4 separate regions of the Mus musculus genome follow, and regions 1, 2 and 3 are each linked to region 4. A link is a loop called in an ENCODE intact Hi-C map of the cell type or tissue named here. Cell type or tissue: heart. All regions are shown on one strand. Each heading gives the region's core, and the rest is flanking DNA. Links, peaks and the distances in the headings are about the cores only. Region 1 overlaps Hacd2 (3-hydroxyacyl-CoA dehydratase 2). Region 2 holds the start of Adcy5 (adenylate cyclase 5). Region 3 overlaps Hacd2 (3-hydroxyacyl-CoA dehydratase 2). Region 4 overlaps Adcy5 (adenylate cyclase 5).

Region 1 (7,524 bases), core at 943-5,942, 160 kb before region 4:
CAGGTCAGATCTCCCCCAGGGGCCCTCTGCCAAAGGGACAGAGTCTTTGAGGTGCACAGGGGCCCTCTGTAGACTTGTATGGCTAATCTGCGTCATGCTGAGGCTGGGACCACCATCATAAAGGCCCCACGGAGTTAGTCATGGAGTAAAGCACTGTCCTCCCAGACAGGAAAGTCTAAAGCAAACTGAGCAAGAGGACAGTGTGGATGGTGCCCGGCCAGAAAGACAGGAGGCAACCGTGCCTTGCTTTTCACTTGTGTTGGCTTTACATTTCTATTAAAAGCCTGGTGTTGCTGAGGTCCAACCTGAAAACCATACTCAGTTCTGAGTTTCAGATAAACCATTATAAAACATCAAAGTCACTACACACTGCTCCTTTGAAATTTGGGTAAAAAAATTATACAACCATATATATAGTCATTTTGTATTTTTTCTATGTTGTGAAAACCAAAATTGTAATTTTATAAGTCTTTGATTCACTAAAATTATATAATTTAAATGTATTTTTTGTATATTTAGGAATAAGGAGCTCAAAAACTATGCTTAACTTTCTACGCATGCACTTGAAAGCTGTTTTTATCTGATATTAATGTAGTAAGTTATACTCATAAAACACTGATACATGTTGCATTCCAAAATAAATTGGTGTGTGCTCTGCCTGGGTCTGATCTGGAGCCATGTTGCAAGAATGTGGAAACTCCCATTCCATTATGGACTCCGCTTGTCCTTTGATGATTTTCAAGCCTGTTGCTGATATTACTGGTTCTGTACTTAAAGGAGAAATAGGCTTTATTAAGTGGTTTCTCTCAGCCAGTTCGACGTCACACACACCGAGGCAGTCTGCCAACATGCCGACATGCTCACAACATGAGCAACCCCTCCCCCCTAGGAACCAGGGATCTAAAACATCAGTCAGAAGAAGTCAAGACCCTCGGTCCCACAATGAGGGTTTGGTTTTGTTTGCTCTGGGCAGTTTCTGAGGAGCATTTCCTTTTCAGCCTTCTAACGTTTCGCTGAGCCCCAACCTGGCAGATGAGTGTCTCCCAGTAGTGTCTGTCTTTCATAAAAACTACATGTACCTCACCTAAAAATGACTCCAATTCCAGAACATTCCTGGGAGGTTTTCACAATGTCAAACTCAAACATAAGTGCTGGAGGGACCTGGGTTAGAATGTCCCCAGCAGGGTCCCTGCTGACCCTCCCACTCTGGATCCCAGTTTCTTAGAGAGGTCTCCATGAACAGGCTCATCAGGCCGTTTGACTACACAAGACCCTTTGTTCTCACTTAGGAAAACCGACTCCGAGCAGCAAGTGGCAAAGCCAGTGGTCAAGGCTGCCTGTGCACAGCCTTTACAGTTCTAGCATGGTGGTGGGAGCTGGGTCTTTCTGATCACCATTGTCTACTTTGTGGCAATTGTATGTGTATGAGCCTTGTCGTAGAAGAATTGCCTGTAATTAGGAAGCCGCCTGCCTGTTCACAGTGTTCCAAAAAGGCTGCTGGGTTCTGTTCCTTTAACAAGAGTAAAAACTAGCATTGCAATTCATCATATTGGTTTTTTTCTTTTTAATCCCAGCCTTACAAATAGCCTGGCTCATTGTCAAGCCATTTGGTAGTGAAGAAACTGTTATAAGTAACTATTACCAAAAATAGCCATACCTATTAACATTCCTCTCCTCGCATCTAAGAGCCAGACTAGGGGAGACTCGTGAAGTTCTTTTGTGTGTGTTTTTTTTTTTTAACCAACACTTTCTTTGAAAAATATGAGGGGCTATTCCTTTTTTTTTTTTTTCCTATTTAGTGTGACACCCATGGTGTTACATGGAAAAAAAATCTCCATACCAAAATTAATTTTTCCCACAAAAGGTAAATTTGCTTGGTGACTCCCATTGGGTCACAAACCTAAATCAATGAGAGGTTTTGTGTTGAAGCCCCTGATGCTCCCTAATTCTAGAGCACAAACTCCTTTCCACAGCAGGACCTTCACATCTGTATGGCAGTGGGTGGATGGAATCCAGATGTCCTGCAGAGTTGCAGCCTGGTTGAACAGTCTGTAACGCCATTCCCGCCTCCATGTTGTGCTGGCCAGTCATCCCCACTAGGGGGCAGCACCTCCAAAGCAATATGGGCTTCAGGAACCAGCCTCAGCCCAAGCAAGGATAGGAAGGGGCAGAAAGGCACACAGATGAAAATTAGTCACGCATCTATTGTCCATATAAAGCAAAGACAGGTTTGGAGCCCATTCTGGAGGCGTACAGAGAGAAAGCAGCTTGGGCGCACGCTTTGAGGGTCGTGTGTTCTCCCCCCCCACCCCCCAGTGCCCTCCTGTCAAGGACTGTGCCACCCAGAGCTTTGATGGGGGAAGAAGGGCTGCAAGCAGGTGTTTGCACTGCTCAGCAGCAGAGCCTGCATGTGATTATTTCAAATGCCCCAGGAGAGCCTTTCCCACTCTTGCTGTCTCTGGATATTTTTGGAGGGCAGTCTGGGCCATGAGAAAATGTCAGGCCACCTTATAAGGCGGTGTCTGGACCCGAGAGTGCTGTCTGCAGCTTGTTGGGTACACTGTGCACTTAAGTTAACTCGACTCTTGGACTGTGGATTTTCTCACAGATTCCAAATACTCTGTCTCTGCCATGAATTATTCTCTTTAACAGACTGTAGATCTGTCTCCAGAGAGAGCTGTTTAAATGGCTACCATACTGAAGGTACCAAGCAGGTCACCGGAGGCTCCCTCAACCACACTGTGCCTGTCATCCACAACAGCCCTGAGTGGCAGGAGTGGGTGGATATAGGGGTGGGGGGTGGCGTCTGGTTTAAAACACGGAGACAAAAAAGGAAAGTTTTCTGTTCCCTTTCACTCTATGAATGTATTTTGAGTCTCCAAGAGGGGGCGCTGTGCCAGACTTTCCAAACCTGTTCACACACACAAACACACACCAAGGCTTCCTGAACACACCTTGAAAAACATCACTGTAGAAGGCTGCTTTCCCCACCCCTTCTTGGGGATGACGAGAGTGGGGCTCAGCCTGAGATCCAGGAAGCTACTACTTTGGTTTCTACGTGGTTCCCGATGCTTTAGAAAAACCCCCCTCGTGAAATAAATAAGTGGATCCTTAGATTACTGACGCACGTGTGCTCAGCCCCAGATGGAGTGTGTCGGTTGCTGTTTTCCAGTGGGTGTAAAAGGCGTCACGGTCACACGTGAATCTGTTGCAGAGACGGGTAGGGATCGGCAGCCCCAAGCCGAGTTCAGTCCCCTGCACCTCAGTATTCTCAAGTATTCTCTCAAGTATTCTCAGTATGCACAGCATGAGTGTGCCTAAACGCCATCCTCCTCAAATCCTCCGGATGTTATCTCTGATGCCACCTAGGCTGGGCATGCTGCTGCTCACACCCGTAATCCCAGCTGAAGCAGTGGATTTCTTTGATGAGGATAACCTGAATTAGAGAATGAGTCCCTGCCTCGGGGCGGTGGGGGTAGGGGAGGCTGTCAGAAGCAAACCCTCCAGTTTTTGCTACCAAAATTCTAAAGCTGATTTGGGAACATGCTTTCGATCCTGTCAGCCTCTACCCAGGGCTCATCCGTCTCTTGTGCTTCAGACAGTCCAAGTCTCTTGGTGCTTCCTCTGAGCTCTGGCCTCCCTTGCTCTCCTTGTCCCCTGCTTCTCTCTTCGTCTCCTGTCATGCTGTGCCACAGATGGGGTTCTCTCAAGATTACTAGTGGTCTTCGGGTTATGGGACACAGGGCACACTCTTTATTTAGTCCTTGTCTTAGGGCTGGACACCCAACAGTCTTGACTCTAGAAACCATGATAGGTTTTGGAATAGATGGTGAGGTTCAACAATGGCCGATGCTAGCCCAGAACTCTTGGTTTCTCCTCAGTGTGTTTCCCAAAGAATTTATGGAGAGTAAACCAGAAAGTGTTGTGACTAATCTTTCCAGGGTGGAGTTCCTCTAGGATTTGAGAAAAAAAAAAGCCTCAAAACATTCCTTCTTAAGCCAATGAGAAGTGGTCACATAGACTAAAGGAAATTATGAGACCTTCCAGACTCACTTTAAATCCCATCACTCTCCCCTCCAGCACCAGTACTGTGAGGGGAAGACAGGTGGAGCGCCTGTGCCCCCGTGCCAGGCACCAGCCTGGCCTTTGCAGGTGGAGGGCTAGGTCAGGAAGGACAAGGCAGTTTCCAAGGAGAGCTAGAGAGAGCAAGCCCCACTCCTCTCTCCACTTAAGCCTGGAAGAGGCCCCAGAGATTACATCCCTATGCACCGACCTCTTAAGGCTCATCAGCTCCGCTTGCTCCCATAGTGAATGTAGCTCCATCAGAACCATGAGACTCTGCATCATGATCAGCATCCCTCTTCCTTGGGGAGGGGCTGATGCGTAGGCATCTCCCTGGGAACCAGCATCCTCCCTCCCGTCGGCAGCCATCTTGTGGCACTGTTCTGTGTGCTTTAGCCTGTGCTGTTTTTCTCCTGTTTTCTAGGCCATTGTCTTCCGTCTCCTTCCTAACTCACTTTCTCACACACCAGGGTATGCCTCAAGAAGAATGCATGAGTCCACCCTGCTCCTGCTTACACCTGCAGCCCATGTTTTGCTCACTCCTGTCCGTGGTTGTATTTGTAGGGCCATGTGGAGTTCGACAGTGGGTGTGTCCACAGCATGCTTGTGGAAGTCAGGAGGACTGGGGTAATCCTTTCTCTCCTTGCCCCGTGTGGGTTCTGGGAATTGAACTCAGGCTGTCCTGATTGGCAGCAGCCAGTGCCTTTACCTGAGAAGCCATCTCCCTGGCCCTCTTATGGAGAATTTTGAAGAACATTGTAGGACTCTTGATCTTGGAGGTTCTGACTCAGCTTCGAGTCTCATTCTAACCCAAGAACTCTGGCCAGCAGGGCCAGAGCAGATCTAGCCTGGGGAAAGGTTCTACTGGACACTTGCCATTTTTTTTTTTTTTTTTAATCAATTGCCAACAACTTAAAACTGAAAGACACCATTTAGTCTTCAAAAGGCAAGGCGTCGGGAGTGGACATTCCCCATGAGGCCTTGCTGACACCCAGGGAAGACTTCCCGTGTTGGATCTGATGCTAAGGGAAGGAGCAAGTTCTCAGCCCAGTGCTGTCTGTATAAAGCCTGCCACTCAGCCTGCCACTGACCACTCAGGTCCTGGAGGCCGCTGGAGCAGGTACTAAGATGGGGAACAGATCTCAGACTTTGAGCTCCATCTGTATGCCTCTCTAACCTCCACAGGGAATCCATAACCGTCTATTCACCCTTCCAAACTGAAACTCCTCTCCTTCCCTTACCTGGCACAAACCATCATCCCCTACAGCCCCCCTCTGTTCCCCTTCTCCCCTCTGAATGGCCTCCATCAGACAACCACACAAGGCAAGCCCTAGAGCCATCTCCTCTCTTCTGGGTCCTCACCCATCCTTACTTTACTCCGTTGTTAAATCCTGTTGATATTACCTCCTGGGGATCCACTGAGTCTATCTGCTTCCTCACTGACTCCTCCCTGTCTAAGCCAACATCGATGCTGTCTGGACCACTCCCTCTCAATGAGAAGACAATAGAGGCCTCTGAGCTCTCCTGCTCCCCACCACCACCATTGCCCACAGAGCTTTTTGAAAATACAAATACGTCCTTGTGACTGTTGCTGATAAGGTGAAGAAGAGACCCCTGAACACAGCCAGGACCCACCTGTGCCCTGTGCCCGCTTCTGTCCCCAGCACCTCTGCTTCCTACATTCAAGAAGCCTTGCACTGTTCCCATGTCCTATTCTCACTTGGCCTGTTTTCCCACAATCCCTCAAGGGATGATATTCACTCTCTCTGCACCCAGATAACCCTTTCCCATCTTCCGCTGTCGGCTGTGGCCTTGCCCCTTGAAGTGGTCCAAGACCAGTGCTGGCATTTCTCCCAAGCACCCCACAGTGGTAAAGTTGCCAGAATGCAACATGAAGCCAAAGACCCAATCTACTTTAAAATCAGATAAACGGTGGGTGTTCTGGCGAGTCTCCTGCAGGGTGTTTAGTTTCTAAATTACACGAGCATACCTATTTCAGATCACTGACCCCACCGCTGTCTCTCCTCAACTTCCTGTGCAGACTGTGGGCTCTCTGATAGAGGACCCTTCCCAGGCCTGTGTTGCATTATGATGCCTGCCTGCCACTGCAGCTAGCTGGGTACACAGGCAGGAGGTGAAAAGATGTTTTGACTGGAATCAGGTTCTAGATTCTAGGAAAAACCTGAGAAAGGCAGTGTGTTGCAGACCCACAGGCCCCAACGCTCACAGTTCTCTCCCTCCACTGTGCTGTCTCCCCACCCTCACCCCCATTCCTGGAATGAAGCTTCATTCTACATGAATGACATGGGCAGCCTCTCAGAGGTCCTGAAGCCTAGTTGGTGACTTGTACCCATAGTCCCAGGTCATTTTAGCCTAGGAGTTCAACATCCGGGGCATATAGTAAAATGTTATCTTAAAGAAATAAAGAAAGCAGGCTGGAGAGATGGCTCAGCAGTTAAGAGCAGAGGCTGTTCCCGAGGAGAATTTGGGTTTGGTTCCCAGAACCCACACGGCATCTTACAACCTAATGTGACTCTAGTCTCAGGAAACCCCTCTGCTGGCCTCTGTTGGCACCAGGCATACATGTGGGGCCCATACATGTGTGCAGGCAAACACATACAAATAAACAATTTTTTTTTTTTATTTTAAAGAAAGGTGTAGGGAGGTGGTTCAAACTGACAAAGTGTTTGCTGAATAAGCATGGGAACTGGAGCTCTGCACCCACTTAAAAAAAAAAAAACAACAACAACCAAACCTACAAGAACAACAAAGGCATCAGGCCTGTTGGAGTTCCCTATAGTCTCAGTACAGGGGAGTCAGAGGCAGGCTCCCTAGGCCACACTGGCACTCAATCAGACAGCTCCTGGTTTAATGAAAGACTTCATCTAAAAGAAAGAAAGAAAGAAAGAAAGAAAGAAAGAAAGAAAGAAAGAAAGAAAGAAAGAAAGAAAGAAAGAAAGAAAGAAAAGAAAATGAAGGACAGGTGAGGAGACCCCCCCCCCCATGCCAACCTCTGGCACAAGCACACACGTACATACAAAATTAAGTAAAATGATAAATCAGTCCGTGGAAGCTGGCTGCTGAGAGACTAACACTGCCCCTCTCCTAGCCCCCTCCCTTTCCCCTCCTCCTCTCCTACCCCTATTCCCCCACTCCACCCCCGCCAAAGGCGCACTTCGATGACTTCCCAGAAAAGCTCAGAAGCCTTGGAAGGTGGAGGTCCTGAGAGCGTGGAACCTCCTGGATCCTGGGCTACAGTGCCCTGCATGGCTGCCTTTAGGCTGAGCTCAAAGCTTTCCCCAACTTGTGGAGGGGAGAGGGGGAAGTGGGGAGGGTAGGTAGGCCTTTAGGAACCCTGTGGAAGACTCCCAGCTGCTAGCAGCTTGCTTATGGTGAGTACCTAAGGCCTAGGGTCACTGAGAAGCAGGGCCTGTCCCCAGGGCTGGGCCCAGCCAAGCAGAG
Region 2 (7,524 bases), core at 1,384-6,383, 110 kb before region 4:
ACTATGCAGGTGTGAACTTCCCAAACGTGCCAGCCTTGACAAGATAAGGAAGTCCCACTCCGGTTTCACCTTCTTTGAAATGAGCTATGCCCTCTTTGTTCCGATTCTGCCTCTTCAGCCATTTTCTGTCTAGAAAGCTGAAGCGCTTCTGTGTAGCTCATCAGATCACTCAGTCTATTACCCAGAACGAGCTGTTGCTTGATTCCCAAATCACAAAGAAAAACCAATTAAGATCACAACTAAATCTGTTCTCTTATTGGTGTTTGACACTGACAATAGAATATCCCTACAGTACCAAGAAGCTTAACAAATATTGCCCATCTTCTTTCCCTGCTGGACCTAGATTGCACCCCCAGAATCGATTTGGTACTCACAGAGGGAAACAATGGTTTTTGCCGTACACTGACAGGCTCTTGGAATCCTGTTGCCTAGTGAGTGTGGCTGAGCCAGAGGGGCTGGCCAGCTTTGCTCCCTCCCTGATTACACGAGTTCCAGACCCAGTTTGCTGTCTTTTCCTGGTAGCATCCAGCCCGGTACAATGCTTTGCAAGTTTCCAGCGCGATAGGGTTTGGCTGGCTAGGTTCGTGTTGCTTTTACTACTTAGCCAACCATAGATTACTCAAAGGCTGGAGGATTACTCAAGATCCCGTTTACGCAGATCCCTTGGAATTCTTTTTTTCTCTCCTCCCGGTTTGCAGCTCTGGCAAGGTTTATCTTCAGTTGCCAAGGAGATGAGCAGTGGAGGAGGATGTGGACCTCTAGGCTTCTTGTCAACTTTGGAGGACGGCAGAAGGATGAAGGGGCTGACAGCATACAAGTCACCCTCCCCAAGCAAAACTGCCAGAACTCCGGTTAGGACAGCTTAGGGGGTCAAGGGAGCTGAAGAGGCAGACAGACCCAGATCTTCTACTCAGCTGTCTACTCTTGTCTACCCTTGCCTTTATTCAGGAGTTCCCAGAAGGGTCATTTTTGCTTCCCTGACTGGCAAGGAGACTAGCTTGCCTGTGGGAGCATCTGGGTAGGTGTGGAAGCCAGCGTAGCACTGAAGAAAAGATCTTTGGATTGTGGGTTAGGAGACCTGTGTGGTGTATTCCAAGTTGGCTAAGTTCTTAGAGCCTCAGTTTCCACATTTGCAAATAGGAAATAGCTACACAGGCCCTGTCCCCCATCCGAGCCCATGGCTGTTACTAGAACCACATGGGATTTAAAACACATGAACAGGCAAAGGGCTCCTTATAAACGCCAGGTGTTCCCACAGCTGTCAGTGGTGTTTCCTCTTAGTAACTATGCTCCAAAGTGGTCCTGCTCGCCCCACCCTGGCTGCATCGGCCTCACCCACTGCTAGCAACTCCATCTTTTCCATCGCTGTCTTTCTGTGCCCCAGACATCCTCAGTCTCTGCATCTCCCTAGTTCATTTCCGGGTCTGGCTCTGGGTCCCTCCGTCCTCTCTAGGGACTCTGTCTCCAGTTCCCTGCGGCAGTAGCGGTCGGGGCGCCCCCCACCCGGCGCGCCCTCCGTTGGCACCGTCGCCGGGCCACAGAATCGCCCAATAAGAGCGCCGGACTCGAGTCTGACAGCTCTGGAAGCGGCCAATAGAGCCGGACCAGAGAAGGGGGGAGCAGCACCGTAGCTGAAGTTGGGCTGAATGGGGGTGGGGGAGAAAAGGGTAATAAAAAGAGGGGAGATAGGACTGGGGTCGCAGGACCCGATCGGGGGTGGATTGCCCGCTACCCAGGTCCGACGAGGGATCCGCCCGTTGACCCGGCTCCAGGCACCAGGGAGGGAGGGGCGCAGTGAAAATATAGGTGAGGAAGGGGAGCGGGGGTCCCTGCGGCTCCCGGGCCCGGCTTGAGTATGTTCGCGGGGTGCCGGGGCCAGGACGCGGGCGGCGGCAGGGCAGAGGGCGGAGGCGGCCGCACGCCGCTGTGAGCCGAGGCCCGAGCGGCGCGGGGGGCGGGGAGGCGGCGGGAGGAGGGGATGCGGAGGGCGCTCCGGCGGCGGCGGCGGCGAGCGGGCGAGAAGGGAGGAGCGGCGCGAGCGGCCGGAGCGGCGCAGGGCCCGAGGCGTGCATGGCGCGCCCGGAGCCGGGCTCCCTCGGGCCCCTCGGGAGCGCCCCCGGGGCGCCGCGGCTCTTCGGCCGGCCCTTATCGGCCGGCTGCTGTTGAGCCGCAGCCCTCCATCGCTGGATGCCGTGGTCCCCGGGAGAAGCCCGCCTGCGTTGGGGCAGAACGGCGGCGGCGCTGCGCCGGATTCCGCCCTCCGCGTAGTGGTTCTGCGCTCGGCTACGGTGGGCCAGCCGCCGGCAACGAGGAACCCAGGGCTTGCGGAGCTAGCGACTCAACCCTCGGGACCTGCCGGAACGGGCCGGCCTGCTGGGTCTGGGGGACAGGAGGAGACGAGAGGGGAAGGGCCGCACCGCAGGAGCCGGTCCTCGCCCCCGCCCCCTGCGCGGGCACGCCGGAGGCTCTGTTCGCCTTTCGCGGGGGCCACGCTCCCACTCGCGCCTCCGGAGGTGGGGGATGCGGGCGACGGCCCCCCCGGGCTCCAGGACCCTCCTCCCCGGGGCTCCGGAGCTCTTGCTCCGCCCGCCGCCCCCTCCCCCGTCCTCTCCACCCCCCATCCCACCTCCCCACCCCTCGTAAGAAAATAATGCTGGCAGGAGCCTGCACCTCCCAGTCGCTCCCAGTGCGCTGCGAGCAAAGGGCACCCGCTGCGTCTCCGTGCCGGGACCCCTGCCGAGCCGCCCTCGCCGCCACCTTGCTGGGAGAGTCGCTGCTCTCGGCTTAGGCAAAAGCCACGAGCGCCGCGCCCGGGAACTGCCAGCTTCGGAGAGGCGCCGCCCGCAAGGACACCTCTCCGTCCCGCCTGCTCCTCAACTCCCAGCCTGAGCTCGACGCGAGCCAGGAGTCCGGACATCTCTGCGTCCGGCGCAGCAGTCAGAGCTGTCCCCACTGCCACCGCTCGGAGCCAACTCCGTCTCGGACCTGGGACTCTGGACTCTAATTCGTAGCTACTTCTCACCTCGGGGCTGCGCTGTCTCCCCGCTAGCCTTCCCGTTGTCCTCCACCGCTCAGGACGGGGGTGCCACGATGTCCCGCTGCTGCGCAGGGCCCCGGGCCTCCCTCGACGTGTGACCCTAGCCTGGTCCCCCTGCTTGGCTGTCCGCCCTCTCCTTGGAGACCCCCGGCCCGGCCCCCGGGGGAAGAGGAAGAAGACGACGAGGCCGAGGGGGGGATGTCCGGCTCCAAAAGCGTGAGCCCCCCGGGCTACGCTGCACAGACAGCGGCGTCGCCAGCGCCCCGGGGAGGCCCGGAGCATCGCGCCGCTTGGGGAGAAGCCGATTCCCGCGCCAATGGCTACCCCCACGCCCCCGGGGGATCAACCCGCGGCTCCACCAAGAGATCTGGGGGAGCGGTGACCCCACAACAGCAGCAGCGCCTGGCCAGCCGTTGGCGCGGTGGCGATGACGACGAAGACCCTCCACTAAGCGGTGATGACCCTCTGGCTGGGGGCTTCGGCTTCAGCTTCCGCTCTAAGTCCGCCTGGCAGGAGCGCGGTGGCGACGACGGCGGTCGCGGCAGCAGGCGGCAGCGGCGGGGCGCGGCTGGAGGGGGCAGCACCCGGGCGCCCCCTGCGGGCGGCAGCGGCAGTTCGGCGGCGGCCGCAGCGGCCGCAGGTGGCACAGAGGTGCGCCCCCGCTCGGTGGAGCTGGGCCTGGAGGAGCGTCGAGGAAAAGGCCGAGCGGCCGAGGAGCTGGAGCCCGGGACTGGCATCGTCGAGGATGGAGACGGGTCGGAGGATGGAGGCAGTTCTGTGGCGTCAGGCTCTGGGACCGGCGCGGTGCTGTCGTTGGGCGCCTGCTGCCTGGCCTTGCTGCAGATATTCCGCTCTAAGAAGTTCCCGTCGGACAAACTGGAGCGTCTGTACCAGCGCTACTTCTTCCGCCTGAACCAGAGCAGTCTCACCATGCTCATGGCCGTGCTGGTGCTTGTGTGCCTGGTCATGCTGGCTTTCCACGCGGCGCGCCCCCCGCTCCAGATAGCCTACCTGGCCGTGTTGGCAGCTGCTGTGGGCGTGATCCTTATCATGGCCGTGCTCTGCAACCGTGCAGCGTTCCACCAGGACCACATGGGCCTGGCCTGCTATGCGCTCATTGCAGTGGTGCTGGCCGTCCAGGTAGTGGGCCTGTTGCTGCCACAGCCACGCAGCGCCTCCGAGGGCATCTGGTGGACCGTGTTCTTCATCTATACCATCTACACCCTGCTGCCTGTGCGCATGAGGGCTGCGGTGCTCAGCGGGGTGCTTCTGTCGGCTCTCCACTTGGCCATCTCTCTGCACACCAACTCCCAGGACCAGTTTCTGCTGAAACAGGTAGGGCCCCACTAGGCCACACTTGATTGAGGGGTAGGCAGACCTCGACCTGATTTTTAGAGAAAAGGGATGAAGTCTACACCAGTTAAAAGTGGTCAAAAGTAACCAGAGAGACAAGGCTTCATGCCACGCCACATCACGCCATGCCTAGCTTCTTTACCTACTAAAGACTACTCTTGTAAGGCTTGTAATGCTGTTGGCCTGGTAGAAGACATTCCTCGAACTAGTCACAATTGCCAACTTAAGCAAGAAAGGGGGATTTGAGAAATGTTCAGAGTCCCTATTTCTCTCAGAACTTCTGGTCCTGTATAAACAACACTCCCAACCTAAGTGGCTGGACCCTCTAGCAGCCGACCCCTCCTGAGCTCCTCTGGGTTTGTTAGCTAGTCCCTGGTTCCAGCCTTGTGGAAGACTGTCGCCCAGTCTTAAGGAGGAGGCTGTAACCCTGCCCCCTGAGGCTGGACTGCTGGGAGTTGTTGAGCTCTTTAAGCAGGACTGATTAAGTTAGCTTTCTCTTCCAAAGTGACCCAAGCCACAACTCTGCCTTTAGCACAAGGGGTAAGGAGCTCCTGAGATGTGTGTGATTCCCATCCCCTTTCCAGCTGGGCAGAGCACCACACTCCCTTCCAATGGACATTCCTGGATGGTGCCCCGTAGGAACTTTATATCCGTACAGGGACCTGTTGGGCAAACAAAGGACTCAGAAGGACAGCAAACTTATGATTCTAACTGGTGACTCAGGCTTGACCCCAGGGTGAGACAGTCTCCCTGGTATCCACACCCTGTTCTCTGGCCCAGTCTATGAGCCCTATGGGGCCTGTTTATTTGTATGTTGCCCAGTTGGAGCATCAACTGGGGTCTTGCAAGTGGGTGAGTGTGGCTTTAGAGCGCACCAAACACTCCTCTACCTCCTTTGGTATCTGCCTCTTTTCACAGGCCCTCTTAACAGAATTCTGTTGTTACTGCTTCCCTCCTCCTTTCCATTTCTACCTTCTTCCCAGACTTTGATCCTATTGAATTCTGCATCCTTATGGGTATGCTCTTCTGAGCCCTCTTAGTACATCCTCAAATAGGAAATAACAGCCGTATAGGTTCTGGCTCTTCAGGAGGCACTGTGACTGGGAGGAACCTCTGTGGGTCCCAAGTTTCTCTCTTACGGTTGACTATGCCCCTTCTACTCCCAGCATTCTCCGTGTGGAGCCTCGCCTCTTGGGAAGATCTCCTCTCATGGCCATGGTGGGTTTTCTCCCCCCTGCTTGGTTAACAGTGGTCCCAGAGGCAAGTTGAAACACTTGTTCTTCTCAGCCACCCATTGACTTTGCTAGTGTAACCTCCTGGGAGTTCTGAGCTCTCTGTCTCTCTCTCCCCACCCCCTTCCCCAGGTATACTAGATACTTACTAGAGATTTAGTAACATCTCTCCAGCTTGGTTGGGGTCCAGTGAGTGGACCAGGTCAAATAGGTGGTAGTGATGTTTTTTTCTGACCGGGTATCAGAAAGGGTGGGGTTTAGAGATCAGCTTTGAGCTTGAGAGCAATCTTTTAAGCTATGGTCGTTGTTTGAAAGTGTAGCTACTGTTGATATGGAGCTTCAGTCTCAGATGGGCGTTGTGTCAGTGGGGGTGGGCACAGCTATTCTTTGGAAGGAAGAGCCTTTGGTTTGTGTGTGTGGCAGTGGAGGTTTCTAGCTCAAGGTATTTACAGCATCAGACTTGAGAGCCTGAGGTCTGACAATAACAGGAAGCAGTCCCGAACATAGGCTTTCGGAGATGGAGCTAAATCCAAGCTTCGTCTTAGCATGAACAGACTGTTGCAATCTTGCTGGCCAGATGGACTTTCCCTGGTGGTTCCTCAGGCTAGCCCTTCTCTCCTCCCTTTCTACTCTACCCTTCCACACACCAGGCTTCTTTTCCCACTGTGGTCTTTAGACTTTGTTATTGGCTGCAGGTTTTGGAGTGTAGGTTTAGACTTAACTTTTTTTTTTTTTCTCTCTAAGTCTAGCAGAGCTCCATAGAAATGGGCCAAGATGGGAACACAAACATCCTTTCTGTTTGGCCTTAGAGAAAACAGCACCTTTGTTTTTGTTTGTACTTGACTTTACCATTCAGATTATGCATCACCCAGAATGTGTCTTTCTTGAGTAAAAACTGTGCTGGGTGACAGGGAAACAGTCATGGACCAGCTGCCTCAGATTGCTCTAAAGCAGCAGGTGTTGGAGGGTGTCTGGTTAGATGGTAAGTTCTTTTCCCTAAGGAAGACACATACCCAGGACAGGTGGTGATAGTAAACCTATTCTGTATTTGAGCTCTGATTCCTTCCACTCCCCACCCCCACCCCCTGCCTCTCCACCCTGTGGTGTCTTGGCCATGCAGTAGGCTGACAGTAAACTGTGCAAACATTATTTCAAGTCTGCAAGGCTAACCTCTACTCTCCTATAGCCCGGGGGCTCTCAGCATGCTTTGGTGTGTACTTTGCCCCGCCCCTTTGATGCGTGGGCTCCACCCTCGGCCCGCCCCTTTGATGCTTGGGCTCCACCCTAGGCTTGGTTAGGGAAGCAGTACTTGGCTTCTTAACATGTTGGTCTTCACTTGGAAGACTACTAAGACCGGAGGTGCAGGGGCCCCTCTTGGTGGCACTGGGTGCTCCTTCCTCTCTCCCCACCTGCTCCTTCCCTCCTCCATCCACTCGCGCACCCCTGTGGATATCTGCCCACCTACCCTTTCCTTGGCCTTTCAGCTAGTTTTACCTCCTCCTTTGGTCTTCAGCCTCTTCTGTGCTCATGTCTGGCTGTCATGGTTTCATCCCCTCACTGGGGTACAGTAGGAGCGCCATAGGTTGTTTTTTTTCTCTCCTCCTTTGCCTGTTAGAGGTCCCTCTGCTACACCCATACCATAAATAACACTCGAGCATCTGCCAAACACATTCCTCACTTGTGTTAATAGGCTGCAATGATGCTGGAGCCTGTTGCCATGGTAACCTCATTTTTGTTTGACTGTATCCCACTCTGCTACATAAAACCTCTGTGTGCACTCACACACAAACAAGCATGCTCCCACAACTATTACCCATGCTTGTCTGTCAAAGAATATTTTGGAGACAATGTCCTTGGGACCTGTGTAGGTGAGGTGTTCGTTTGAACTCCAGAAGACGGTCA
Region 3 (7,524 bases), core at 1,427-6,426, 210 kb before region 4:
GCAGTTGTCCCTGACTTCCATGTATGTGCTGTGTCATGCATGCACCTGTCATCCCAAAAGAAATTCTGTTTTTTTCAACTTTTTAAATTACTTGCTGTTTAATTCTGTGACAGTTGACTAGGTAAATCCTGAAATAAAAGGAACACACACTTGATGTGTGAGCAACCTCTCTGCATCTTTGTTCTTGTTAACTAAGGCAGTCTTGCTGTGTTCCAACTGACCTGACCGGGATTATGATGTTTATCATATTCTTGACTTTTTGGTAGTGAGCCTTGCCTTTAACAACCGAGCCATCTTTCCAGCCTAGTTCATTATATTTTTTACTCAATTTGAGAAACCTTTTATCAACTCAGTTTTTACGGATAATTTTGAAGGAATATATACTTCTTTGTTTACAGATATAAAGTTCAGTATATATTCTCTTTTTAAAACAGCTATTCTATATCATTGCTTATATATTTTGTTCATTTGGCCAATTAAAGTGCCCTAAAATTATCAATGTCATCTCATTTCCCTGGGATCTCCTGTGGCTTTTGTTTTAGCAAAAACGGTTGCTGTGGGAGGTAGAAGGATTGCCATCAGCTTTTGTTTTGGTTTGTTTTTCACTTTTTGAGACAGGGTTTCTCTGTAGCACTGGCTGTCTTGGACTATAACTCACAGAGGTTCACCTGCTGGAAGCAAAGGCATGCATGTGCCACCACCCAACTTTCTTTTGATCTTGGGGTTTTTATTGCAGTAATAGACACCAAAGTAGGACATACATAGATAAACATTTATATAATAAAATACATCTAAATTCTGTCTCTTCTCTCTCTCTCTCTGTGTCTCTGTCTCTGTCTCTCTTTCTGGCTCTGTCTCTCTCTTACACACACAAGGCTTGAATCCCCCAAGGCTTTATACATTGCTAAGCAAGTACACTGCATTAAACTATATTCTCAGCCTCCTTTTGACTTTGATTTTTAGTGAGGTCTTGTAAACAGTTCTTCCTGGCCTTGTATGTGTGATCCTCCTGGCTCTGCAGCCTGCGTAGCTTGGGTTGAAGGCATGTACCACTGCAGATGGCACAGTTGACTGCTGTTCCCCTTTCATTGTACTTTGTCTGGTATTAGGATATGACCTACACCTTATTTTGTTTCCATTTGCCCAGTCGCCTTTGTTCATTCTTTTATTTGTGCCCCTTTAAGTGACTTTTTTCTTATTTATTTATTCACTTACATCCTGATTGTGACTTCCTCCCTCCTCTTCTCCCAGCCCCACCCTCACAAACTTCTCCCCCATCACACCCTTCCATTTTTCTTAGAGAAAGACAAGTCCCCCTTGGGTACCACCCCACCCTGGGATATCAAGTCAAAGCAGGACTAAGCGCATCCTTTCCCACTGAGACCTGACACAGCAGTCCAGTTAGGGAAAGGGGATCCAGTGGTAGGCAACAGAGTTAGGGTAAGTCCCCCACTCCAATTGGTAGGGGACCCACATGAAGACTAAACTGCACATCTGCTACAAATGTGTGTGGGGCCTAGGTCCAGCCCCTGGATGCTCTTTGGTTGGTGATTGAGTCTCTGTGAGCCCCCATAGGCCCAGGTTAGTTGACTCTGTAGGTCTTGTGGTGTCCTTGACTCCTTTGACTCCTTCAGTTCTATCCTGCACTCTTCCACAAGGCTCCCCAAGCTCTGCCTGAAGTTTGGCTGTGAGTCTCTACATCCGTTTCCATCACCTGCTGGATGGAGCCTCTCGGGAGACAGTTATACTAGGTTCCTGTCTGGGATCATAACAGAGTATTAGTAGTAGTGTCAGGAATTGGTTCTTGCCCTTGAGATGGGTCTCAAGTTGGATCAGACATTAGTTGGCCATTCCCTTAATCTTTGCTCCATTTTTATCCCTGTGCATCTTGTAGGCAGGATAAATTTTGGATTGAGGTTTTGTGAATGGTTTGGTGTTCCCCTCATACCACTGGGAGTCCCATCTGGCTACAGGAGGTGGCCACTTCATTCTCCATATCTCTCAGCTAGGATCACCCCCATAAACTCTCGGGAGCCTTCCCTGTGCCTGGTCTCAAGCTCATTTCAGAGATGCCTTCCCATCAATTTCTGTTCTCTTTCATAGCCCTTTCTTGAGCCCTACCTCCACCCCACACCTGATCTCCATCCCTGTTTCCCTTCTTACCCCCCTCTCCCACCCATTTTCCTCCCCCATCCACTTCCAATGTCTATTTTATTTCCCTTCTGAGTGAGATTCAAGCATCCTCCTTTGGGTCCTCCTTGTTACTTAGTTTCTATGGGTCTGTGGATTGTAGCATGAGTATCCTGTACTTTATGGCTACTGTCCACTTATAAGTGAGTACATAACAATACTTGTCTGGATCTGGGTTACCTCACTCAAGATGATATTTTCTAGTGCTATTCATTTGCCTGCAAATTTCATGATGTCTTCGTTTTTTAATAGCTAAGTAGTAGTTCATTGTGTAAGTGAACCACATTATCTTTATCCATTCTTTGGTTGAGGGACATATAAGCTGTTTCTAGTTTCTGGCTATTCCAGATAAAGCTACTATGAACATAGTTGATTGAGCAAGTGTCCTTGTGGTATGGTGGGGCATCTTTTGGGTTTTTGCCCAGGAGTGGTATAGCTGAGTCTTGGGTAGAACTATTTCCAGGTTTCTGAGAAACCGCCAAATTGATTGTCAAAGTGGTTGTACAAGTTTGCACTCCCACCAGCAATGAGGAAGTTTTTCCCTTGCTCCAAATCCTCACCTGTTTAGCTCTCTACCTCATTTTAAAATTGGATTATTTTGTTTGTTGGTGTCTAATTTCTTGAGTTCTTTATATATTTTGGTCTAACAGATGTAGGGTTGGTGAAGATCTTTTCCCATTCTGTAGGCTGCCATTATTTGCTTTTCATGGTGTCCTTTGCCTTACAGAAGCTTTTCAGTTTCATAAGGTCCCATTTATTAATTGTTGACCTTAGTGCCTCTTGGTGTTAACGTTCAGGAAGTTGTCTCCTCCTGTGCCAAAGTGTTCAAGGCAGTTTCCCACTTTCTGTGAGATCTATTGTGTCTGGTTTTATGTTGAAGTCTTTGATCTACTTGGACTTGAGTTTTTTTGCAGGGTGATAAATATGAATCTATTTCCATTCTTCTACATGCAGACATCCAGTTTGACCATCACCATTTGTTGAAGATGTTTTCATTTTTCCATTGTATTATTTTGACTTCTTTGTCAAAGATCAAGTATCTTTAGGAGTGTGGGTTTATTTCTGGGTCTTGGATTCTACTCCATTGATCAACATGTCTGTTTTTATGCCAAATGCTTGCATCTGTTGTTCCTGTTCTCTTTCCTAGGTTTTCCATCTCCAAGATCCCCTCAGTTTGTGTTTTATTTATTGCTTCTACTCCCATTTTCTGTTCTTAAACAGTTTTATTTACTTACTTCACTTGACTGATTGCATTTTCCTGTATTTCTTTAAGGAATTTATTCATTTTCTCTGTAAGGGCCTCTAAGGTTGGCTCTAAGGTCATCATCTTATGCTTCAGCTGTGTTAGGATATTTAGGGGTTGCTGTAGCAAGGCACCTGGGTTCTGATGGTGCCACATTGCCCTGGCTCTTACTGTGTTCTTACACTCTCCTTTCCCATCTGGTTGTCCTCTGGTGTTGACTGGATGTTCCTGATACCAGCAGGACTCCCACAGGAGGCAGGCAGCCTGACAGTGGATCCCAGGGAACAACATGCTGCTCACCTCTTCTGGCTGTGTGCAGTGTAGACACAGTAGACCTTGAGTCACGTTTATATTGATACACGGTTGAGTTGTCTTTTGTAAGTCTTGATAAATAAATTGAACCCATTCATAGTTACTGATAGGACAAATACCGTTTGTTTTTGTTTTTTCTTTTGATGTCAGTTTTTAAAAATATCTTTTATTTATTCTTAGACAAGTTTATACATGTATATCTTATATTTTGATCATATTCACTCCACCAGGATACCCCCATGTGTCCCCTTCCTACTTCATGTCACTGCCTGTTTTGTTTGTAACCCATTTTTGATTGATTTGTGAATAGGCTTTGAGGTGTGGGTGAGTGGAGCCTCACTTGAGGTTGGCAGGGATGAGTGGTAAGTCCTGATTAGTTTTCTCTTTAGTGTACAGGATCCTGCACTTGCAGCCCCTTCTCCACTACCAGTCGCTAGAGGGCACCTCTTGCTTTCTTTTTACCCATCCCTTACCAGTAGTAGGGTCCTTTCAAATTTCAGATTGCTACTCCTGTGGGCTCAAACAGACCCTGTGACTGGTTCTGCAGTTAAGAGGTGTTTTCTACAAAGAGCGTATTGTCTCCTTCATAAGTGATTTGAATCTGATTCTGGCCCCCTGTACTGCTCCTCCCTCTTTTGAGTAATTTTTCTGAATTCTCTTTCTACAAAGATTTGCAGTAGGAGCTCAAGGTAGTTGTGCTGAAATAGAAGTCTCTTGTTTTTCACCTTAAGAATGATTGGAGCCAGCTGGCCATGGGGTTGTCATCCTCTAATCCCAGCACTCAGGAGGCAGAGACCAGCTGATCTCCGTGAATTCAGTGCCAGCCTGGTCTACAGAGTGAGTTCCAGGACAGCCAGGGCTACACAGAGAAACCCTGTGTCAAAAACAAAAACAAACCAACAACAAAAAAGAATGATACTAACGAATAAAAACAAATACTAACCCATATCTGTTAGTTGTGCTAAGGGTTTTGGGTTTGTATGGTTTTGAATTTGTTATTGTTGATCTTTGTACATTTAGAATGGTACTCAGTTGTATAGATATGTTGCGACTTGGATTGGTTGGTTTGTTTTGTTTGTTTGTTTGTCTTTGCCAGTGATGTATTTGTTGACTATGTAGGTGGGTTTTCTTGGTATTTTGTTTTTTGTTTTGTGATGCTGAGGATTAGAACCAGTGTTTTGCACATTGTATATTATAACTGTACCTGTAGTTGTAACTTTGTCTCTGTTGATAATTCCTAGGCAGAGGTCAAGAGTAATGTCATTTGTAGGCTTTTCCTAGTTCCCATTCTGCATTTGTCCTCCAGCAAACCCATAAGTATCTAGAGTTTGTGCTGGCCGTCAATCGAAGGTGCTGAAAAGCAAGGCCCAGCTCACTCCTATGTCCAGGAGACAGGTGGGAAACAAAATGTGACAGACCTTTTCTCAGTGAAATGCAGTGGGCACAAAGGAGAAGGCCCAGAGCTGCTTGGGAGATTTCCACTATAAAGAATGGATATCAGACCCTCCAAGGACAGCACTGAGGTCTCGCCTGAGGTATGGCCATTCACACTTGTGACCCTTCAGTCTGTCTCAGCACCTGCTCCTATCCTGAGATCTTTCTCCCTGTGTTTCTCAAGGGTTGTTGCTGCGTGGGCTTTGGTCCTCAATCACTGTCCTCTTAGGGACCTCCCACTGTGCCCTCACCATTTCTCTGCATCAGTGGCTCCCACTTAATTACTTCTGAGTCACACCTTGGTTCTGCCCTTGCTCATTCTTCAGACACTACAATCCAACTTGCACAGACCCTCCTCATGCTTCACGCTGGCCTGTTCTTACTCCTGTTCTCTGGATCTATGTGGCCCTACCCATTTCTGCCTAGTTCCCAGTCAGAAGCTTAGGCCAGCCTTTGCCTTTTCTGCCATCTGCTTTTCTCTCTGCCTCTTTCCTTCAGAGAACTTTGTTTCTTTTTTCTGTCCATAATTTTATCCTTTTTTTTTTAATCCTTTTCTGAGGAATTGGTGAGAGACTCTGGCTATACAAGTCTGATGGTCTGAGACTGACCCTCAGATGGTAGTAGGAGAGAAGCAGCTCCATGTGGTCAGCCTCTGTCCTTCCTGTCAGGTGAGAATGCGTGTACACACACAGTAACAACTTTTAAGAACCTGTTTGAGCTCATGTCTGCTTTTTTAAAAAAAAAAGCTCTCTACATTCTTTTTTTTTTTTTTTTTTTTTTTTTGTCTTGCCTTGCCTTTCTTTCTCCATCTATTTTCTTCAATCTTGCTCATTATTTTCTGTTTCTTCTTGTCTGCTTGCTTCATCATGTGTCTGGTCTGTATCCCCTGCCCTTAGACTTTCTCCAGTCTCACTTCCCAGGTACCAGTTTGGTCATGACCTGTTCTTTAGAGAGCTTAAGCTCAAAGCAGGAGCCAAACTCAAAAGCCAGGCTCAAAGGCCGAGAGTGTCAAGTATAGGGTCCTTTGGTTTAGAAACAAGGCACTGGCCCCTTTTCCTTCTGAACCCAAGAGATAGACCAGTCTATCCATGGAGCATGTAGGAGTTCCCAGGTGACACCTCTGAGATACTTTGAAGACCTCTGGTGTGACTGGGAGCCCCACCCCCACCCCCCACACACACACCGCAGAAACCTGAAAGCTAATAGAAGATTCCTCAGTGATTAGGACTCGGAGCTTGAAAGGAATGCCATTCAGGTAGAGTAGTAGTCTTGATGTTTTTTATGCCAGTTCTTCACAGCCTTCTGGAGTCGAGGTATGTCTTTAGTTCTTATATAGTTGTAGGTTTGAGAAATATGACTAATATTTTAGTTATTGGGGGGGCAGTTGAGTTGAATAATGTGTTTTGAAATCCTAAGTTGTTCTATTAATGACAGCTACTCAGAGGAGCCAAAGGTCTATAAATAATGGTAGATTAGCACCTTGAATAGACTGTCGGGAATCAAGTAGATAGCTTATTCTTATAGATCTTTGGAGATAGACTACATTGCTTATGTATTGACTTAAAGGAAAAGGAAAAAGCGGTATGTGAAATTTTAGGGCACAAATAATCATTCAGTTTTGTATATATCCCTGGTGTTTTCTTTTGCTTTGCTTGTTTTTCCTGTTACAGATTGAATCCAAGGCCTTTATGCATGCTGACTACATGGTCTACCATTGAGCTATACCCTGCAGCCCTTGTTTAATTTTTGATAGAGTAGAATTTCAAAAATTAATTAGTTCAGTTCATTATGCTTTTGAAGGGGCATAAGGGATTTGTTGTTCTTTCTGAATTGATCAAAATGGTTATTGCTTCCAGAGAGTGAGCTGACACATGAAGTCATTAATTACACAATTGACAACTTATCTAAATGACTTGTGATTACAAATAGGCTTCTGATGAAAGCATCTATAGTACTTCTTTTATTTAGCAGTGGTTTTCTGTTGTGTGTTAAAAGTTGATCACCCCCTCCCCTCAAATCATTGCTTAAAACATGTGCTTGCGGTGTTGGGGCTCAGGACTTCATAAGCAGCTTGGCTGGGTCGTTGTAGCTTAGTGTCCTGTCATTTCAGTCAGTGTCTCAGGTCCTGGACTGGGATGGGGGTGTCTGATAGTAAGAGGGTTCTTTTATTGCCTGACCTCTCAAGACAGGACACATTCCTGGAATATCTCTAAGACATGATAATCTGCTTCCTTCTAGGGTGGGAGCCGCAGTGGCCTCTGTGATGTAGACTATAAAATCATGTGCTGCTGTCTCTGGTTTTTTCTTTGTTAAAGCATGTTACTAAGTGCACACCACAGTCAAGG
Region 4 (7,524 bases), core at 803-5,802:
TCTTGCCCAGACCGAGCCTTTGTGGGTTCCTGTCAGGTAAGTAGCCACCGACTACAGTGTCTGCCCACTGGCACCTTGTTTATAGGCAGACTGTGGACAAGTGACTACTGTGATCGGGGCTTTCTGGGGCCTTGGCGGGTGCTAGATGGTAGTTTCCCATCACTGATATTGAACAAGGTAGATGGGGACATGGTTGTCATCTGCGTGTTGGGTGGACTTCACAGGCACCCATCTTCCACTGTCCCAGCTTCATGGAGTAGCACAGGGTCAGATTCAGGCATCTGCTGTAACCGATCACAATGGCTGGCCATCTCGCTCCCAGTTAGGCGTTGGTGTTGACCCGCCTCCCTGCCCCTGGCACCTGCCTTGAAGTAATGGTGGCAGAGGCAGCAGGTGCTGAACTCTGGTGGCTTCTTGGCGCTCGCGCATGTGTTTACTGGCAAAGCTGAACATTCCTTTGACAAACATCTCAGGCAGGCCTGAGGGTCATGTGGGGTTTTGGCTCAAGTTTGTTTCTGCCTGCTTCAGTCTTTTTTTTAATAAGAAGGTTTAAAACTGTTGATAGACTTATAGGGGTCAGGGTCTGCTTCTGGGGTAAGGAGTGGGACCTGAGATGCTTGCCCAAACAAAAAGAAAAAGAGTGGAGGGGAGAGGAAATGAGAGAGGGGAGGAGAAGAGAGGGGGATGAGGGGATGGGAGAGGAGAGGAAGGAGAGGAGAGAGGGGAGGAGAGGAGAGGGGGATGTGGGGAGGGGGGAGGAGAGGAGGAGAGAGGGGAGGAGAGGAGGGAGGGGAGGAGAGGAGAGGAGGGAGGGGAGGAAAGGAAGGGTGAGGGGAGAGGGGAGGGAGGGAAGAGGAGAGGAGAGAGGGAAGGGGAAGGGAGGGGAGAAGAGAAGAGAGGAGGGGAGGGGAGGGGAGGGGAGGGGAGGGGAGAAGAGTTCCTAGGCTGTGGTGCCTCATTAAGGGCTACAGTGCCTGTCTCCTAGTCTTTGCTCTGTCCCACCTCTCCTATAAGGCTGACTGTGACCAATCCCTGCCCTGACAACAGAATTGTGCCCACTTCTCTGGCAGGCAGCTTACTCCAAGGATGAGTGACTCTCTGTTTCTCATTTCTTTCCCTCCCACTCTCTTTCCCACTAGTTTGGGTTTTTTAAACTAATTTGCTTTCCAGGAGAATCACTGTTTACGGATTAAGATCCTCGGGGATTGTTACTACTGCGTCTCGGGGCTGCCTGAAGCCAGAGCCGACCATGCCCACTGCTGCGTGGAGATGGGAATGGACATGATCGAGGCCATCTCGTAAGTGCTTACCTCTGGGCTTTATCCCCAGGGAACCAAGCCACTGTCTTCTGTAGTAACTGATGGAAGGAGGGAAAGAGTGGGGTGCACCCAGGGCCCCCAGCTAGGCTGCCGGCTAGTTCTGTACCTCACCTTCCATCTCTGCTCCGGGGCTCCTGGCTTTCCCGAAGGAGGCACGAGGAAGGGAGGCTCAAGGTGAAGGAGAGCCGGCAGGAGGAGGCCTGAGCCAATGGGCTGTCCTATAAAACCTCACCGGTCCCCACACCCCGTTCCTGATGTAAAAACATGAGCTGTACTCCTAGGTGGGAGAGTAAGGCTCTTCTGGGCTAGGGAGCTCTCTAGGGATTCAATGGCCGATGATGTATCCTTGTGAGCAACAGCAGAAGGAGCTCGGGCTAGGCTTGGTTGTTCCTGGCCATGGAGGAGCCTGTGTGCACAACCAGCCGGGACTCTGGATCAGGGGAAGTATGCAGTTACTTTGTGCTTTAGGAATGGTCTGAATGGTGACAAAAGTGAAACATGGTAAGGTCAGAGATCAGAGTGGCCAGACAGAAAAGTGGTTAGGGCCTTTGTTTGTTACAGTCACTTCTACCAACTGTCCTCCAACAGCCAGCCAGTGCTGGATGGGAAGGCCTGACTGCTCTGAGACTCAGCCCCTGCAGAGAGAAGCAGGTCCCACTGAGGAGATTGAAAAGCACCAGGAAGCTGTTAGCTCCATAGCAAAGAGAAACAATAGGGCGAGCTGTCCTTATCCTCAAGGGAGTGTGTCCTCAGGCATCTCTGGGCAGAAGGGACTGCTCCAGTGAGGATGGGAGCTGATCCCAGGACAAGAGAGGAGTCCCCAGTCTTTCCTGCAGTTAGGCAGAGTGAGGGGTGAGCCTTTGGGGTGAGCCGCCCACGGGACCAAACCAAATCTCACCACTTGCTGAATCAGGGAAGGGTGGTTTCTAAAAAGTGCAAACTCTGTATTGACCCTTCCCCATCTCTTGAATGACTTCTGCAGACCCTAAGCAGACCTCGAGCCCCAGATACAGGTGGAGAGCTCTCCCTCAGCATAGGAGATTATAAAGGGCCCACCCCATCTACTGGGACTCTTGTGCCCTTGGAACTGTGGCTGGGACCACGATGTCCTGTAACTCAAAGGGCACCTGAGTTCTCTGCACTTTCCCAGTCTCATCTCCTATGTCCTCCTACAGCCCCACCCCCACCCCCACCCTCACCATGAAACCCATGTAAAGATCCTTCTCTAAAAGAAGTGCCACTATCCAGTCAATCAACCTTGGGGAGGGGGGGAACCATCCAGTCTACCTTGCCAGTCTACCTTGCCTCCAGAGATGCATGATTAGGGGTTGGAGTGACTATCTCCCCCATGGGCTCAAGATAGCGCAACAGTCTATCTTGAGTTCTCCAAGCAGTCAGATTGACAGTGGCGGTGGTAATGGAGGTAGCTGGGTGAATAGGGATGGGGGATGGGAGGAGGCACACTTGGTTTTAGTGTGCAGCACCTCGCCACCTTGTGGTCAAGACAGAAATTGCACTTCCCTGGTTAACCTGAATATGCAAGCAAACACCTGCTGCCTGGCCCCTTCAGGTTGACCGGTTTAGACTATTTAGGATGGACCAGAGAGAAATGCATCTTTGACCCCTGCACCTCCCAACTCCCCTTTCACCCCAGCCCCTCCTTCCAGCCTCACCCCTGCTCTGTATGCCTAGCCCCTGACCCTCTCCCAGCCTTACCCCTGCTTCATCCCCAGGTTGGTCCGGGAGGTGACAGGGGTGAACGTGAACATGCGCGTGGGAATTCACAGCGGGAGAGTACACTGCGGTGTCCTTGGTCTCAGAAAGTGGCAATTCGACGTGTGGTCTAACGATGTCACTCTGGCCAACCACATGGAAGCTGGTGGCAAGGCGGGGTAAGTGGGGGCAGGGGAGGTGCAGGTAGAGACCCAAAATTCCTTTCCTACTCACTCTCTCTCAGAAGAGGCTGTCATGATGTGGGACTGGAGGAGGCAGGAAGAGGAGCAGACACACTGGAGCAGATGGCATTAAGAGAGTTTGTGTGTGCGAGCACACACACAAGTGCACAAGGAGGGAATGGGGAGGGGGCTGTGAGTGTAGCTTAACCAACCTAATATGCATAAGATCCTGGATTCAACCCAAAGCACGGCAGGCAAGCAGGCAAGAAGCAAGCAAGCAAGCAAGCAGGAAAGTGCAAATCACCACACTTTATGCACGAGCCGTAGAGAACATTGTCTTAACCTTCCAAGCCTTTGACCAAGTCCTATGTGATAACGGTGGCTTGTGAACGGTGGTAGAGAGCAAGATATTTCAGAGGAGAGAGACCAGTAACCTACAGGACTTTGAAAGCGGGAGTGGGTACCTGGACAGAAAGGTCAGGCCAAAGGACCAGTGGGCAGGGATGACGTGGGAAAGACACAGATGTGGGAAGACACAGTGGATAGAAGTAGCTCAGATAGTTTTTTAGGGGCAGCCAGTGGCTAGGAGGGACCTGGATGTCAGGCTGGGGATTCAGACTCCAGCTTGTAGTGGCAGGAACTGTTGCTGGCTTCTGAGCAAGAATGAGGTGGGTGGGGCTAGAGAGATGGTTTAGAGGTTAAGAGCACTGACTGCTCTTCCAAAGATACTGAGTTCAACTCCCAGCAACCGTGTGGTGGCTCACAACCATCTATAATGTAATCTGGTGCCCTCTTCTGGCCTGTATGAATACATAATAAATCCATCTTAAAAAAAGAAAAGAGGTTCGTAAGATCAGAGGCATGTTCCTTAGGTAGGCTGCCGCAGGCTCAGTCATGCTGGGTGAGGTGTGGGAGGGGCTGGGTGCTGTGGGCTAGCACTGGAAATGACCTGGGAGTGTCCTGTCCGTCACATGTAAGGTGGGCTGCCATTGGAGCCAGAGCTGGGGCCTCGAGGTTTGAATGACATCAGGACGGGTCTTCAGTTCTCAGCTCACGCTTCTGCCCTTCCCCCACTGTAGCCGCATCCACATCACCAAGGCCACACTCAACTACCTGAATGGGGACTATGAGGTGGAACCAGGCTGTGGTGGCGATCGCAATGCCTACCTCAAGGAGCACAGCATTGAGACCTTCCTCATCCTGAGCTGTACCCAGAAGCGGGTAGGTGGGCAGGCCCTGGGGGGGGGGGGGGCAGGGAGCCCCAGTCTTTTGAATGGGAACCTTTTCATGGCCTGCTCTCCTCTCCTTTCCCTGAGGGAAGTCATTAGTTCCCCAGTGTTGCCTCCTGTCTCTCAGAAAGGGCCTGAGCGTGAGCGAAGCCGGGCAAAGCTGAGGGGAAGAGGGGATATTTTCATTCCACTTCAGTTGGAAAAAAAAAAAACCCAAAAACCCCACCGTAGGCCTCAGACCAGTAAGCAGGGAAGGCTCCCTCAGGGTGCAGGAGATGGAGGGGCGAAGCTGAGGAAGCTCCTCTGCCTCTGGCGGTTTGTCTCTTCTCCTCTCTCCTCCTCTCTTCCCTAGTTGGCTGTCAATTCTCACTCTTGTGTTTTTCTCACTCCCTCTGGTGGATATATTTTTTGATGCCTCAGCCTGCATCAACTATCTGCTTGCTTTTAAAAATGTAAAAACTATATTTGCTTTCTGGGCATTGTGTGTGCATATATGTTTGTGAGAGTGTGCATGTCAGGGCATGTGTGTGAAGGTCAGAGGACAACTTGGAGGAATCAGTTCTCTTCTTTCACCCTGCTAGCGCCTGAGGACTGAACCCCAGTTGTCAGGCTTGGCAGCAAGCCCCTTTACAGGCTAAGCCGTCTAGCTGGCCCCTGAGTCTTTGTTCCTTGAAACTTTTCACTTTCTGGTTTCTTTCTTCTTTTCCCTTTGTCTCAGCCCACATCTGCCAAAGGATAAAACTAAATTATTAGCAGGCCTCAGTTCTATTTTTAATAGTGTTGTGTTCTGCGTTCTTAATTTCTAAAGCAAATGGGGCATTTTCTGTTTCTCCCTCCGTTAGAACACCCTGCTGTGCCCTCCCGCTGAGTTTATTTGGTGGCCAGTCCTTTGGTAGAGAAAAACTCCCTGTTGCTTAAGGAGTTAGTGTGGAAAGTAAAAACTGTGTAAGCCAGTCCAGAGAGGCCTGGATGGAGACAATCGGTTTCTAAGGAGAGGCAGGGCAGAGAAGACACTGCCCATCCATGGTGGGGCAGGGGTTAGGGGGAGCAGGAGGACACCTTGACCTGTACCTAAAAAGGGGTCCTGGCTGATCAGATACTCCAGCAGCAGCAGCAAGGGTGTGGGAGGAGAGCTGCACTTTAGGGCAATCTCCTAAACACATGCTTGTTCACCGCCAGAGTATGAATGAACTCTGAGGTCTTCTCCAGCCCTCCCATTATCCCTCCTCCCAGTCTCTGCGGCATAGGCAGCTAGCCTTCATCCTGCCTTCCTTCCTGCCTTGAGCCCTCTGGGTCTTGGTTCCTGCAGTCAGCCGCTAGTACAAAAGGCAGGAAGGAGAGGCAGACTAATGGGGTGACAGCCCAGTCCCTGGAAGTGTGACCTGGAGAGGCTGTGTCCCCCTAAACCCTGCATCAAACATCCTACCTCTGATGCCCATTTGGAACAACAGAAAGGCAGACGGATGCTTAAGGAGTGTTTGCTCATGGGTAGCTGGCTGAGTGTCTGTCCCTGACTTGTTCTAACTCCATGGCAGGGGTCTGAGAGCTGCTTTTTAAAGCTGCAGAGGTCTATTTCTGCTGACAGACCCGAGAAGAAGTAAATACTGGAGTCTAGGGCCCTTCTCCCTCCATCTGTATGCCTTCATCCCAGGTTCTACCCACTCATGAAGCTATAAGCAGAGCCCTAATAGATGTTGAACCTCGTGTTCCAGGGAGGAGAACCTGCCAGGGATGGAGCCCATGGTACAAGCTGGCCCGGCTACCTGGGAGACTGGAAAGGAAGATCAACCCTCCATGGAGTACCCTTCCCCTCCCGTTAGAGGGAGGGCAGGCTGCATGATGCAGACTCTAGCACATCTGTTAGGACTTAGGGAGCTCAGCCTTCAATGGGGGGGAACGGAGGAGAAGGTCGGGCTATTGGGATTGAAAAGTTCCAGGACAGAATCTTGCGCTCAGACTTGTAGGGAGCACTTCTTGCAAGCCACAGGCGTCTCCTACACCCATTTCTTCCTCACGAGACAGCTCTTACAAGTGTCTGTGCCAAGCATCCCAGACTTTGGGGGAGCAGGTTTCAGGGCAGCTGTTTCTCACCCTGCCTGGCCAGACTCTTGTTCCTGAGAGGAGTGAGGCTATGTGCCCACTGGGGTTCTCCCATTTCCTCTGCCCACACACTGAGGTGTCTCTGTTGCCCTTCAGAAAGAAGAGAAGGCCATGATCGCCAAGATGAACCGCCAGAGAACCAACTCCATCGGACACAATCCGCCTCACTGGGGAGCCGAGCGCCCCTTCTACAACCACTTGGGCGGCAACCAGGTGTCAAAGGAGATGAAGAGGATGGTGAGTTTCTGGTGGCAGGATGCTCCTGGGGCTGGGGAGGAAGGCTGTCCCTGAGCCTGAGGGGAATCTAGAAGGGAGGGGAGTAGGGGTCACCCTGACTTTAGGCTGGAATATAAAACACCCAACCCTAGACCAATTCTGGTCCATGTGTCCTACTATCCCATGGCTTGGGGACATAGCAACAGTGCCCTTCCCTCCCTCCGGGTAGAGCTTGCTGGTTTGGCTGCTCAGACTCAGCATGCCACTAGAACTTCCAGCAGCCTCAGTACTGACAACTGAGACGCCATGGAGCTGGGTGACACTGCCCTCCCTGGCCCCTTCCAGCCCTTATCACATTCCCCAAGCAATTGGAAGCATATTCCTAATTCTAACTGCCCAGAAACCATCCCGGTGCTTTTTGGCAAGTGCCTGGTGATGGCCCCCTTTGCTTCTGTGCTGAGACACACCCCACCCCCACTCACCCCACCCCCACTAATGCCAACCTTTTAACAGGAGTGTCAGGCCGAAGGTCATATAGCCACCCAAGGCACTTTGCCTTCTTGGGTGTGGGGACACACACCCCTAGCTCACCCCAAATATAATATAGGATGTGGTGCTGGTTCATAGAGAGCAAAGAGGGATCACCAAAAGCCAAGTGGCAATGGCACTACTGCCACTTTCTGCCCAGACCTCAGCCCCCACTCCTGGGGACACTGCTCAGGTCAGGAAGGAGGGATAATGAGGCTCAGGGCTAAGGGCAGGGTT

What was found. Peaks named below come from ENCODE experiments on the same cell type or tissue, not always from the same donor. Only the 100,000 strongest peaks of a DNase experiment are listed, where the experiment ranks them.
Region 1: it touches region 4 in a loop (7-fold over the local background); 36 of 42 quality-filtered maps call a loop at or near these places.
Region 2: a loop joins it to region 4, with 7 times the contacts of the local background. A loop is called at or near these places in 14 of 42 quality-filtered maps.
Region 3: it touches region 4 in a loop (8-fold over the local background); 17 of 42 quality-filtered maps call a loop at or near these places.

Annotation. Positions count from the first base shown.
Region 1 is chr16:35,108,517-35,116,040 of GRCm38, forward strand. It overlaps Hacd2 (3-hydroxyacyl-CoA dehydratase 2), which reads left to right. Exons shown (of 7, transcript NM_023587.2): 7 at 1-659. Among named protein-coding and RNA genes, the nearest start is that of Adcy5, 43 kb to the right of the region's middle. In heart, for the core only: a CTCF peak has its summit at 2,883 (motif pointing right); a DNase peak (open chromatin) is centred at 2,085; H3K4me3 peaks cover 828 bases; H3K27ac peaks cover 2,935 bases.
Region 2 is chr16:35,152,864-35,160,387 of GRCm38, forward strand. Adcy5 (adenylate cyclase 5) reads left to right here and starts at 2,001. Exons shown (of 21, transcript NM_001012765.5): 1 at 2,001-4,372. The coding sequence starts at 3,236. In heart, for the core only: CTCF peaks have their summits at 3,017 and 3,706; DNase peaks (open chromatin) are centred at 1,438, 2,318, 3,008, 3,508 and 1 weaker place; H3K4me3 peaks cover 5,000 bases; H3K27ac peaks cover 4,255 bases; H3K27me3 peaks cover 2,680 bases.
Region 3 is chr16:35,057,061-35,064,584 of GRCm38, forward strand. The region is part of intron 3 of Hacd2 (3-hydroxyacyl-CoA dehydratase 2); the gene reads left to right. Among named protein-coding and RNA genes, the nearest start is that of Hacd2, 38 kb to the left of the region's middle. In heart, for the core only: a CTCF peak has its summit at 4,175; no DNase peak of the experiment used is centred there.
Region 4 is chr16:35,267,786-35,275,309 of GRCm38, forward strand. It overlaps Adcy5 (adenylate cyclase 5), which reads left to right. Exons shown (of 21, transcript NM_001012765.5): 5 at 1,171-1,298; 6 at 3,053-3,211; 7 at 4,294-4,435; 8 at 6,640-6,780. Among named protein-coding and RNA genes, the nearest start is that of Gm46550, 42 kb to the left of the region's middle. In heart, for the core only: CTCF peaks have their summits at 2,821 (motif pointing left), 4,011 (motif pointing left) and 4,848 (motif pointing left); a DNase peak (open chromatin) is centred at 2,826; H3K27ac peaks cover 1,767 bases; H3K27me3 peaks cover 1,131 bases.